Regions from separate parts of the Mus musculus genome. Here region 2 is linked to region 1. Evidence: chromatin contacts called from ENCODE Hi-C or POLR2A ChIA-PET data. All regions are on one chromosome and are shown on one strand. The core of a region is the stretch at or near the end of the contact, and the rest is flanking DNA. Distances in the headings are between cores, read along the strand shown.

Region 1 (6,625 bases), core at 1,742-4,241:
CTGGTATGTGCTCTAAATGTGTGTATAGAACAGGGACGGAGACAACAAAGAGATCATTGTATCACACTCTGAACCCAAGCCCTCCTTTCCGCTGACATCATTGCTGCCTTAAATACAGATGCCAGGCCCTGTTTCCAAGACCCTCACTGTCCCCTGTGTGCTAACACAGCACCTACTCCCAGCTCTGCTCTATGACAGTCACCTTCGTTTTTTGTGGGGAAGAGTAGTCTCTTGGAGCTGATACTTCAGTGAAATCCAAGTGGAAAATCTACAGGGAAAGAAGACTTCATTTTGACTTTTTTTCTCTCTCTTGCTGTCCTTTTGGAATCCAAGTCCCTTTGGGGAGGGACCTGGAGCATGGTCATCTCCTGGATGGATTTGCTGTAACCTAAAGATGGTGGGTTTTCCCCTTTATTCAGCTTTTCAATCCTGTTTCTGTTTCTAGCTGTCTCCAAAACTCCCATAGACAGAGAGTTGCATGTGACCGGAGAGGAAAGGCTTCTAGCTGGAGCTTGGGGACCTTAGCGGTGTGAGGGAGGACAAGGGGAGTACCCACCCATGAGGGGAGGCACTCATTAAGGCACAGGAAGGCCTGGGTGGTAACGTGAGGGAGTGAATGGGAGCTGTGGGTGGCCCCGTGTGGGTGTCACAGTGGGGACCTGAGTGAATGTGTCTCTTTCTGTGCCCACTTACCTGTAAGCAAAGACATCTATGTCCACAGGCCCCTTCCGGTTTGGTGTGGCATAGGTGGGAGATCACAGCCTCTGGACATACAAGTCTTACAAGTTTATCCGTGCAGGCTGATGGGTTAAAGCTGAGCAGAGAGACACTTGGGAAAACCAGGAGGGGCTGGTGTGGAAGAAGACAAGCATCCCAAAGTCCCCCGCACTAGTGGGAATTCTCAGAGCTGGCGAGAGGCTGTTAGTGTGTTCCTCCTGAATGTGTGCTGCAAACTGAGCCAGGGCATTTGCACGGAGGAGGCAGGACCTGGGAAGAAGGTAGTCTTTCTGGGAGGGTGACTGATCCTTGTGCACATGGAGATCTCAACTCTTTACAGAGGATGTGCAAAGCCAGGCAGGGAGGGAGGGAAGCGAATTGGTACCCAAAGGTGCTGGAGCACTGGTGCTTCTCCCTGCCCAAAATGATAGGAGGAGCAGGGGCATGATGGCACACCTTGAATCCCAGTACTCCAGAGACAGAGGCAGGAGGATCTCTGTGAGCTCCAGGGCAGCCTGGTTTACATATCAAGTTCCAGAACAGCCAGGGGCTATATACAGAGAAATCCTGTCTCAAAAGAAGAAGAAGGAGAAGGAGGAGGAAGAGGAGGAGGAGAAGGAGGAGGAGGAGGAGAAAGTGCGCACAATGTGTGTGTGTGTGCATTCCTGTGCTCTTGTGTATGAGTGTGTGCCTGTGTGTGAGTGTATGTGTGTGTGTGTGGGGTGGGGGATGCACACACGTGCAATTTTAAAAAGTAGATTGTGGGAAACTCATGTTTTTCATTTTCTTTCTTTCTTTCTCTCTCCTTCTCTTTCTTCCTTTCTTTCTTTCTTCCTTTCTTTCCTTCATTTTCTGTGCATTGGTGTTTTGCCTGCATGTACGTCTTTGTGAAGGTGCAGGGTCCCCTGGAACCTAAGTTACAGTTGTGAGCTGCCATGTGGGTGCTGAGGATTGAACCCTGAGCCGTTTCTCCAGCCCCATATTTTTTATTTTCTAGCATCCATGTTTAGAAAGGGGGTTGGGGGGAGATGAGCTGCAGTGTAGCTCCGCTGGTACAGTGATTCCTAGTATGCACAATGCTTTGCGTTCAATCTCTATGCCACAGAAAAGATGGAGACCGGATCAAAGCCTGGGTTACATGAGACTCTATGTCAAAATAAATAAATAAATAAATAAAAATAAAAAGTGAGGTGAAACTAGTTTCATATCTTATTTAACCTAATACAATCTCAACCATTAAAACCATACACATTGCCGGGCAGTGGTGGCGCAAGCCTTTAATCCCAGCACTTGGGAGGCAGAGGCAGGCGGATTTCAGAGTTTGAGGCCAGCCTGGTCTACAGAGTGAGTTCCAGGACAGCCAGGGCTACACAGAGAAACCCTGTCTCGAAAAACCAAACCAAACAAACAAACAAACAAAAAACTATACACATCTCAGTTCGAACTAGCTGTATGTAGTTCTGGTGTTCACTCGTGACCAACAGCGTCCTTGCATTTAAGGAGTGCAAACTTTATCATTCCTTTCCATTCAGAAGGAAAAACAAAAATTTCTTGAGGCATTAGGGGAAGCAGAGCCCATTGGTCAGGATCTGACAGGTCAGAGAGACCCACACCCCTCTCGCCTGAGGAGGCTGTGTGGTACCCGGGATAATGCGGTGTCTAGGAAGTATTGGCATGCCTACCTTCATGGGTTCTCACTTCAGCCCTGAAGTAGGAATGACTCCGTTTGGGAGCAAACTAACTGTTGAGGTCGATACAGTGTGCCAGAACCATGTTTGGACCCTGCCTGGAGAGGTGTGGCCTTAGTGATTGAGGCCCGAAGTAGGTGGCCTCTGTATTGAAGAGACTGGACCATAGGGAGTGGTGCGGAAATGGCTGCAGGGTCCGGCTGCGCATGCGCATGCATAGTCTGTATTTAGAGTGAAGGTGGAGGCCGCTCATCAAGCCAATAATCAGGGCCATCATCTGGACTAAAAGTAGGGTGGAGTGAGTGCGGGGTGACACCACAGAAGGTGGGGGCTGGAAACAGCTGCCTACTCTGTGAGGGACTGTAGGAAGCCATCCTGATTACTCTTCCAGGAGAGGCTTCTGCCCAGTGAGTATGTCTGTGTCCTCCCTCTGTGCTGCTGGTCATCTGGGCGTTCACATGTGGATGCCCAGGCAGGGCTCAGTGTCTTCTGTAGTCACGCCATCCTCCCGGCTACTTGTCTGGGCCACTTCCTTTCAGGAAGGCAGCCAAGCCGGCTCCTGTGTGCTCTTTGGAACTGAGTTGGGAGGTAGAGGCTGCCAAGAGCCCAAGGCAAGGCCAGGAAGCAGAGGGAGGGAGGGAGGAGCTGACTTCTTATTCTCCCGCCCTCGACCAGGAAGGACATGCAGGGGACCAGACAGAGGTGAGAGGGGAGCCAGCAGCCCCCACCTTAAGGGTGCAGGGATCCAGTTGAAGCTAGCCTATGCCCCAGGACTGTGACACTGAGCTAGAGCTATGCCTGCCCATCAGCTGAAAGACCTGTGGGGGAGGGGGAGGAGGGAAGGGGAGGAGGAAGTAGCCAATGAGAAGCCAGAGGCATCTGTTTGTTCTGCAAAGAGCCCATCCCTCCAGCCATTACCTTGCCAGCACCCCACCTCCCGCCCCACCCTGCCAGCCTCTGTCAGCGCTTACCCAGTTCCATAATTAAGCAGCTAATGGGCTTCCAGTACCCAGAATAGGCAGAATGGGGTACAGATGATAGTGGTAAAGACTTACTTTTGACCACAGAGGAAGTGCAGCCTCCCTCAGAGCTCTGAGCAGGTTGATCTGAAGATAGTGAGTTATCTCAACTGATTGTTCAAAGTCAGTTCCAGATTGCATCCCTATTCTACACTCCACACCCCCCTTTCCTGTTACTGTACTTAACCAGCCGTTAAGATAGCACTTAAAAGGCTGCTCTTCTAGAGGGCCCGGGTTCAATTCCAGGCACCCCCAAGGCAGCTCACAGCTGTTTGTAACTCCAATCCCAGAGGATCTGGCACTTCTTTTGGCCTCTACAGGACATACATGCAGACCAAACACCCATACACATAAAAACTAAAAACAAACAAACAAACAAACAAACAAACAAACAAAAAATTGGATCTAGAGAGATGGTTTAGCCATTAAGAGCACTGGTTCTTCCAGAGGACCCAGGTTCGATTCCCAGCACCCACATGGCAGATCACAACTTTCAGTAACTCCAGTTCCAGGGCACCTAACAGCCACACACAGACATGCAGGCAAAGCAGCAGTGCACATAAAATAAAAACAAATAAATTAAAACAAGCAAACAAAAATAACTCTGAGCAGACACACAGACAACTATCCCTCAGGTATTCCCTCCAAACAGCCTTGCCTGCCATCTTCTGTGTGCAGGAGCTGTGTTGAACCTTAAGGGGTAGGTGTGGGGTGGGCTATTAGAGAGAGGGTAGGCAGAATCCTGAATCTAGTGCTGGCAGAAGACTTGCTGTTTCAGTTGTGAGCTTAGCCTTTAAGGGCTGAGCCATCTCAACAGCTCAGAAGACCTATAACCCATGAGCCCAGACAGCATCTCCTATCGGAGAGCCAAGAGGACTTTTGAAGGGACTCTGAAAAGCACAGGAGCAGAAGGGACAGGGAAGGTCAAATCTGGGGATATGTTTTAGAGCAGAGATCTAAAGGAAGTTGTGAAACCCTAGGAGAGTTTGAAGCCAGCCCAATCTACATAGTGAGCTCCAGGACAGCCAAGGCTATGTAGGGAGACCCTGTCCAAAAAAAAAAGGGGGGGGGGAGGAAATGAAAGGAAAAGAAAAGAAAAGAAAAGAAAAGAAAAGAAAGGAAAAGAGAAAAGAAAAGAAAAGAAAAGAAAAGAAAAGAAAAGAAAAGAAAAGAAAAGAAAAATGGGAAGCTGAGGAGCTCTGCAGAAGCTCCTGAGACAGAAGCCTTAAAGAGGGGCCATGCTGTGGGGTGACACACTCCTATGCATTCTCTTAGAAAAGATGGGCTGGGCCATGTGTCCTTGCTTCTTTGTTGTTCCTCTCTATTAGGGTCCCTGTACTGGCTGGTTTTGTGTGTCAGCTTGACACAAGCTGGAGTTATCACAGAGAAAGGAGCCTCCCTTGAGGAAATGCCTCCATGAGATCCAGCTGTAAGACATTTTCTCAATTAGTGATCAAGGGTGGGAGGGCCCATTGTGGGTGGTGCCATCCCTGGGCTGGTAGTCCTGGGTTCTATAAGAAAGCAAGCTGAGCAAGCCAGTAAGGGGCATCTCTCCATGGCCTCTGCATCAGCTCCTGCCTCCAGGCTCCTGCCCTGTGTGAGTTCCAGTCCTGACTTCCTTTGGTGATGAACAGCAATGTGGAGGTAAACACTGAATAAACCCTTTCCTTCCCAACTTGCTTCTTGGCCATGATGTTTTTGTGCAGGAATACAAACCCTGACTAGGACAAATTGGTGCTGGGAGTGGGGTATTCCTATGACAGCCTGACCATGTTTTGGGGAGGACTGTGGAAGGACTTTGGAACTTTGAGCTAGAAGAGCCATTGGGTGTTAAGAGCTCTGTGGTATGTTCTGTAAGAGGCAGGAAAATAATGTTGAGAGCAGTGCAAAAGATGGAGGCCAGGCTTGTGAAATTTTAGAGGGAAGATTAAAGACTCTTATCAGGGCCATTGCTATTTTGACTGTGAGGATTCTGTGGTTTTGATTAGCTGGGGCTGAAGAATCAGCTGTGATTAACAAAGTACCAGAACTACTAAAGCAAAACCTTTGTGTTACTGAGACGATTGATGCTGGTTAGCTGGAGCTAAGAAATTACCAGTGGTTAAGAAGAGACCAGCATCACCAAGGTAAAACCATCTGGGAAGTGTTTCCTGAGAGCACAGAGAAGCTGTGTTCCACAGGCAGCCACAGTCATGCTGGCAGCCAGACTTGATAACATATGAGTCACCCAGGTGGTACTGGTTTTGAAGCATGAAGAGGTAGCTGCTGATGCTTGGCACTGGGATAGACCAGGAGAGGCCATTGGTGAAGGTACAGTCTCGGTGGCAGTTGAAGGCCCAGGACTGAAGGGGTCGTGCTAGAGAAGTTGCAAAGAGCCTGTGAAAGGCTATTTGTGAAAGTGCAGTCCAGTTGCAGCAGAAGACAGCAGTGTTTTGGAGATGCCAGTACCATGAGATGACCACCAAGAACAGCAGCAGCAGTGGCATACAGGCAGCTAGAGCCTAGAAGGCAAGCTGTGTGCTACAAAGGGCAGAGCTGGAGAAGTGACCCAAGAACTTTGGAGGAACCCATAAGATCGTGAGTAGATCCCAGATATTGGATGGTTAGAGTTTGATTTTGCTTTTGATTGTAACTGTGCCCTGATATTTTTCCATCTTGAAGTAAGAAAGTATTTTAGTGGAACCCACAGTTAAGAGATTGTTTAAAACATTTTTTTTTAAAAAACCAAATCTTTTGAATTTCAAAAGAGATTGGTTATTTTAAAGGGATTGAAATTTTAATGTGTAAGAATTTGTAAAGATTGTGGGACTTGTAAAGTTATTTAGATCATGGGGATGAATAAGAAAGTAAGTAAGGGCTGAGGCTTACTAGTGATGTGTTTGTGTGTCAAGTTGACAAGGGTCAGTTGTACTGGCTGGTTTTGTGTATCAACTTGACACAAGCTGGAGTTATCACAGAGAAAGGACCCTCCCTTGAGGAAATGCCTCCATGAGATCCAGCTGTAAGGCATTTTCTCAACTAAGGGTGGGAGGGCCCATTGTGAGTGGTACCATCCCTGGGCTGGTTCTGGGTTCTATAAGAAAGCAATCTGAGCAAGCCAGGGGAAGCAAGCCAGTAAGCAGCATCCCTCCATGGCCTCTGCATCAGCTCCTGCCTCCAGGCTCCTGCCCTGTGTGAGTTCCAGTCCTGACTTCCTTTGGT
Region 2 (6,625 bases), core at 2,140-4,639, 33 kb after region 1:
GTGGCCAGGAAACAAACAAACAAACAAACAAAAACTGCTTTCAGAAGTTCTCTCAAAGGCCCAGGGCTGGGAAGAGCAGTCAGCCTTGGCACCCAGCCCATGCCTGAGCCCAGGGTGCTGAAGGCTGGGACTTATCGCACATCAGACTCTCTCCACCCATCTTCATCAGCATCTTTGCTGTTACACCTGCCATTTAAAGCAGGCAAGCCTCCAGGCATGTCATCAAAGAGCGCCTTCTGAGAGGGGCCATCCTGAGAAACAAGGGCGTTCAGGCCGGGAGAGGGCGGATAATCATTGCCTGTTGCAGTTTCTATTTCTTAGCCATTGCCCGGGAGACTTCTCCTTCCTCTACACAGGGTCATACGTTTCTGGGCTGCTGGCACCTCTCGCAGGCCTCAGTTTATCCCCTGGAAGCACTGAGGAGATACACGACTTCTGCCAGGTCACCCAGATAATAAGTGGTATAGCCAAGATCCTGGCCCGACTTTGGGGACCACTCCCCTCTCCTCTCTATACGGGACAAAGGAATGGCAGAAAGTTCCATCCCAAGACCACCAGGTACATTGGCGATGGCATCAACAGATTTCCTCTACCTGGGCCCCCGGGGAAACCAGAAGGTTCAAATTATCCTGAGATGCTAAACAGTCAAGAATCAGTGAACTTACAGCCCGAGGAATGAAAGTTTACCTCAGACAGGCAGGGACAGGATGGAGGTGACACCCCGTGCCCCACCCATCTCTTAGGCAGATTGGGTCGTGCCTGATTCCAAGGAAAGAGTGATGGTTAAAGCGGTTACCACTCAGCTCCCTTAAACGCTTCTTCAGAAGTTCCGGCTTGGGTGCTGCTCAGCTCCATCTAGGAGCCCAGGAAAAAATAATCTCCACTCATTAGCGGCAGCCACCCAAGCTCCACACTCACCGTACTTTCTCACATCCCAAAGCCCTTAAAGGAGTTTTACTCTGAGAAATCACTGAACAAGGGAGACCTGAGGGTACCTTTAAATCCAGTCCATCCTAAATTTCTGCCAAGGGTGTTGGGAAAGGGACTAACAGCTGGTTCCCAACCCCTCCTCCCACCTGGCCAGGAGTGTGGGTACAGACCCCTTGGGCTGGGGCCAGTGAAAAATGACTCACCACAAAGGGTGTGGGAGATTCTGGGCAGAACACCCAGGGCCCTGGGCCCTCCACCAAGTCCACAGAGGAACTCTAAGAACACTGCTCAGATTCCCAACTGGCAATGGGGTGAGCAGAAGGGCATCGCCCAACCACTGCAGAGGGAGCTGGGGATGTAAAACAGTTGCTAAAATGCTTGCTGAGCAAGAAGGAAGCCCTCGGTTGGAGTAACTGCTCAAGCCTGTAATTCCAGCACTCAGGAGGTGGCGGCAGTTGGATCAGAAAAGTTCAAGGTCATCCTTGACTAAGTATTTAGTTCGAAGCCAGCACAGGATACTGCAGGCCCTTTCTCAAAAAACAAGCCACTGACTGCCGTAGCCGGGTTAGGGTGAAGGGCTCAAGCCCCAGACTTGAATTTGAGAACATGTCCTAAAGCTTGTTCATGAAAGATGGGTCAGGAGGGGAGACGGAACCTGGATGGCTTCTTTACCCTGCACAGATCCCCAAACGCAGAACTGGGGAGGGGTAAGTCTCCTGCCCACTGTGCAAAAATGCAGGGGGCATCCGAAAGCCTGAGATTTGGGTTCATCTCCGGCTCCAGATGAGAGCCAAAAAATCTTCCCTCTCCTGGCACACTACTCTAGGGAGCCAGTCCAGTGGTTCTTGGCTCCTCCCCATCCCAATCTTCAGGGTTCCCAGGCGGTTTCCCCACGTCCCATCCCCCCCATGCACAGAGCTCTTTCGCACGTGCCATGGGTTAGTGTCCCACAAAACCCACACACGGAGAACGGAAGGGTAGAGGGTTCCCTCTATGAGCTGGGCCAGGCCAACCGGAGAGAGTGAGAAAACGGGAAGAGGAGGAAGAGGATGGAGGGGAAGAGGGCGGGGGAGGAGGCAGAGGCCGCAGGAAGGCCTGAGATGCAGGAAGCAGCTGGGGAGAGGGGGGAGGCTTTGTGCCTGAGTTGTTTTCTGGGTCCTAGTGTCCACCCTGTTCAGTTCCTGGGAATCTACCAACGACTGGAGGAGCTACACATCTAGACCTGACTGAATATTGGACGGATCCTCACTGCTAGATTGGGGAAGGATAACGGGCATAACAAGGCCCCTTGTTGTGTATGTGAGGAATGAAGGAGCTCTAAAGAAGCTGAGTTTTCAAGGTGGGATTTGTAGGGTACACACACACACAAACACGCTTGCACACAAGTGACCAGAATCCTCTAAGTCTGAGACCCAACGTAGAACTCTCAATAGGGAAACTTTAGCCCTGGGACTCTAGAATCATTCCTTCCAACCTCCCCCAACACCTTACAAACCTTCCTGTTTCAGAGATCTTTTCTGGCAGGTTATGAAGGCCAGGATTCTATACCTCTCCCCAAAGGGGTAGGTGAACAACGTCATTTTAAGACTTCCCAAGGCAAAAAAGCATCTTTGGTAATCTCCTGCCATATGGGTGATGTAACCCCCAACCCTGTCCCTTTCTTCATTTCTCCTCCGGACAGAGCACCACAAAGATTGCTGGGCCCAAGTTTTACATTCTGAAAGATGAAAAAAAAAAAATTCCTATGGGGAATTGTTAAAATGAAGAATCCCAGGTTCCGCCTCTGAGATTCCCCTTCACCTTTGGGAAGGAGCTAGAAATTATGTACTTTGATCTAGCACCCAAAAGTTTTGTTGCTGGTACCCCTGAACACTCTAAGGACCTTTAGAGAAATGATTAAGGGCCCTCCCCACAGAACCCCTTCACTTTGTGGGAGGAGAAGGCCAGTTCCTGCTGTGGCTGGATGGCTCCCCGCCCCCAGGGTTAAATGAGGGGACGCCTAAGTGGATTGTGAAAAGCCGAGTTTGGGATGGGAGGGCTGAAGAAGAATAGCCAAGGTCGGTGAAGCTGCGGAAGGCTGTCCGCCAACTATGAGTAGGAGAGACCAGGCGACAGGGTGGAAGGGAAGGGGAGGGCTCACAGGCTCCGGCCCCGGAAATCCGATCCCTTTAGGACCCAGTGGTACCAGTCCCCCAGCGGCGGCGGCGAGAAGGGCAGCCGCTCGGTCTCCGGCAGCCGCGGTTCGGGCAGAGCTAGAGAAAGACCGAGGCTCGGGGCGCGGGGGGGAGGGAGGGAGGGAGGGAGGCGCGGCGGAGCGGCCCGGGTCAGCGGAGCAGCCACGGGCGCGGGGATGCCGGGCACCCCGAGAGCCAAGGCCCCCGGCCGGAGTAGGGGGCGCCTGCGCCGCCAGCGCCGCTGACACCGCCTCGGAGGATGTGAGCCGGTGCCGTGGCCGCTGCTTCGCGGGCTGGGCGCGCGGTCCCAGCAGCTCCAGCCAGCCTCCGCTTCTTCAATTTGGGTGGGGGCGACCGCACCAGGCCGCTAGAGCTTTCGAAGGGGGCTGGCTGTCTTTGGCAGCTTGGTTGGGGGAGGCGACCCACACAGGGCGCTCGGAGATTTTTTTTTTTTAAAGCAGGGTTAACTGTTTTTTGGCAGCTTGGTTTCTGGGGGACTCTATAGAAGGCCTTTCGGGATTTCTTTCTTTGGGGGGAGGGGGCGGTGGTCCCGACTTGGCCAGCCGCCTGCTGGAGGGGGGCAGCGGGGAGCAGGGGGATGCGAACCCGGCTCCCCCAACCATGATGAAGACGGAGCCTCGGGGGCCCGGGGGTCCCCTCCGGAGCGCCTCCCCGCACCGCAGCGCCTACGAAGCGGGCATCCAGGCACTAAAGCCTCCCGATGCACCCGGGCCCGACGAGGCACCCAAGGCGGCCCACCATAAGAAATATGGCTCCAACGTCCACCGCATCAAAAGTATGTTCCTGCAGATGGGCACCACCGCGGGGCCGCCGGGTGAGGCAGGCGGAGGCGCAGGCATGGCCGAGGCCCCACGGGCGTCCGATCGCGGGGTGCGCCTGTCCCTGCCGCGGGCCAGCAGCCTGAACGAGAACGTAGACCACAGTGCCCTGCTCAAGCTGGGCACCAGTGTGTCGGAGCGCGTGAGCCGCTTCGACTCCAAGCCCGCGCCCTCGGCGCAGCCCGCTCCTCCGCCGCACCCGCCGTCCCGGCTGCAGGAGACGCGGAAGCTGTTCGAACGGAGCGTCCCCGCGGCCTCGGGTGGCGACAAGGAGGCCGTGGCGCGGCGGCTGCTGAGGCAGGAGCGCGCCGGCCTGCAGGACCGGAAGCTGGACGTCGTGGTGCGCTTTAACGGCAGCACCGAGGCGCTGGACAAGCTGGATGCTGACGCCGTGTCGCCGACGGTCAGCCAGCTCAGTGCGGTCTTCGAGAAAGCCGACTCGAGGACCGGCCTTCACCGTGCACCCGGCCCCCCTCGGGCAGCCGGGGCGCCCCAGGTCAACTCGAAGCTGGTCACTAAGCGGTCCCGGGTGTTCCAGCCACCGCCGCCGCCTCCCGCCCCGTCGGGGGATGGCGCGACCGAGAAGGAGCGTGGCCCCGGAGGGCAGCAGCCCCCACAGCACCGGGTGGCCCCTGCCCGACCTCCGCCTAAGCCGCGGGAGGTGCGCAAGATCAAGCCGGTGGAGGTTGAAGAAAGTGGGGAGTCTGAGGCCGAGTCGGCTCCCGGGGAAGTGATCCAGGCCGAGGTGACGGTCCATGCAGCCTTGGAGAATGGCAGCACCCCGGCCACCACAGCCAGCCCTGCACCCGAGGAACCCAAGGCCGAAGCGGTCCCCGAGGAGGAGGCGGCGGCGTCAGTGGCGACGCTAGAGAGGGGGGTGGACAATGGCCGGGCCCCGGACATGGCACCTGAGGAGGTGGATGAATCCAAGAAGGAGGACTTCTCGGAAGCGGACTTGGTGGATGTGAGCGCCTACAGTGGACTCGGGGAGGACTCTGGGGGCAGTGCCCTGGAGGAGGACGATGAAGAAGACGAAGAGGACGGGGAGCCCCCCTATGAGCCGGAGTCAGGGTGTGTGGAGATTCCCGGGCTCTCAGAGGAAGAGGACCCGGCCCCGAGCCGGAAGATCCATTTCAGCACCGCACCGATCCAAGTGAGTGACCCCCCTTGGGCCCCCCGAGCTGCCCTTGCCACGTGCGTGTGGTCGCTCCCGCCCAGACATCCGTGTTTGGCAGGCTGAGTCAGCCCCTGCCACCCAGCCGGGTTCCCAGAAGTTCCCACAATGAGGGAGGCGTGGGGGAACTTCCAGCTGTTTGTCAGAGTGGGAAGGTTTTCAGGTCTGTGATTGTGAAGGTAGCCTGCTGCGACCTGCCCTCAGGTTCCTAACCCCGCCCAGCATCCCTCCCTACTCCACGCCTACTCTGGGACACCTGCTCTCTCTTCCTCCCCCAGACATTCTTTCTTCCAGAAGCTGCCAGAGGCTGGGACTTGGCTGCCCTGAAGGGGTGTGGGACATGTCCTGGGGATACTGTTCCTACACATGTGCTGTCAGGAAGAGAAAGGTGGGGAGCTTAGGGACGCTTCCTGCTTCTGGATGTGTGAGGCTTGGCTCTGTCTGGGGTGACAGAGGGGAGCTAGGAACTTCCCCAAACAAAGATACAGTGGAAGGCTGACCCTCTTCCCTGCTAGTACTCCCACTCCCACTTTGCAGAAGTGAAAGAAGGAAGCAGTCTTCTAGGGTGAGCTGGACCAAGGCCATGTGACTGGGGCTGGGAGAAAGAACCCTACTCCTTAAGTCTGTGCTGGGCCAGCTTCCCATATCCAGGGTTGCATCCAGGAAAGGGGCATCTTATATGGTCCCTGAAGGAGCAGGCCCTACAGGAAGAGGGGGGTGAGTTTGGAAGTTCCCCTAAGGTGCCTGGGCAGGCTTTTCATGCCTATAGCCTTCCATATTCTCTATGGACTTTAAAAGAGGCTGGGGGCTTGCTTGTTCAGCCCCTCTCCCCCTTTCTCTAGCACCACTATTGAAGATTGGTTTGTGAACTGTGCCAGCCAGTGCTTTGAGATCCTCTGAGTAGTGGTGGTAGAGAAAAGATGTCCCCTGGGGAGAATTAAGCTCAGGAGACCACTCCCATTCCCCCCTGCCCTGTGAGCCCAGCTGGCACGTCCAGCTTGGATGGTCTTTTCTTCCCTACCCAAGCTCTATGGAGCCTAGCACCTGGCCTGTCCCTGGGGGAGCATACAGCACCAAGGACTTTCGTTGGCCTCGACCCTGCTCCTTCCTCCTTGCCCTCTGAAGCCAAACCCCATTGTGTTTGTTACTCCTGGACACCAAAGCTGCCCAAGTTTCTCTCACTCTCCACCTCCTCCTTTCCCCCCAGGCCAGTAGAGGTCCAGGAGGTTAAGGGTGGCCAGCCTTTCTTCCCTCCCTGCTCTGGGGTTTGGAAGACTCTTCCATGCCCTGTTCCCCTTGAAGGCAGTGGGATCCAGGAAGGAGTGGAGGCTGGTGGGAGGGTGTCAGAGGCAGTTGTCCAATCCCCATGGGGTTTGTGAGCAGCCCCATGCCCTCATGGAGAGAGAATGTGGTCTGGGCCTCTGTCTATATCTGACGCCTTACCCTGATTTTTTTGGTAAAAAATAGCACATGATTTGGAGCAGTGCTCCGGACTCCCTGGTGACTCT

The links. Hi-C counts contacts between places; a loop is a spot of excess contacts on that map. ChIA-PET counts read pairs that join two places held with the same protein, here RNA polymerase II (POLR2A).
Region 2: a loop to region 1 is called in a map of heart, with 6 times the contacts of the local background. The contact joins the promoter of Ppp1r9b here to the enhancer-like site in region 1. A Hi-C loop is called at or near these places in 2 of 37 maps with a recorded cell type or tissue (gastrocnemius and heart). POLR2A ChIA-PET finds 5 or more read pairs at or near these places in 4 of 5 experiments (Patski and embryonic stem cell).

The regions. Positions count from the first base shown.
Region 1 is chr11:94,955,274-94,961,898 of GRCm38, forward strand. No RefSeq gene overlaps it. Among named protein-coding and RNA genes, the nearest start is that of Hils1, 9.0 kb to the right of the region's middle. Within about 2 kb of position 2,992, at least 2 of the 3 ENCODE cell types and tissues checked have a DNase peak (open chromatin) inside an H3K27ac peak, as active enhancers do; they include gastrocnemius and heart, where a contact is called at or near this core.
Region 2 is chr11:94,987,823-94,994,447 of GRCm38, forward strand. It overlaps Ppp1r9b (protein phosphatase 1, regulatory subunit 9B), which reads left to right and starts at 3,390. Exons shown (of 10, transcript NM_172261.3): 1 at 3,390-5,096. The coding sequence starts at 3,726.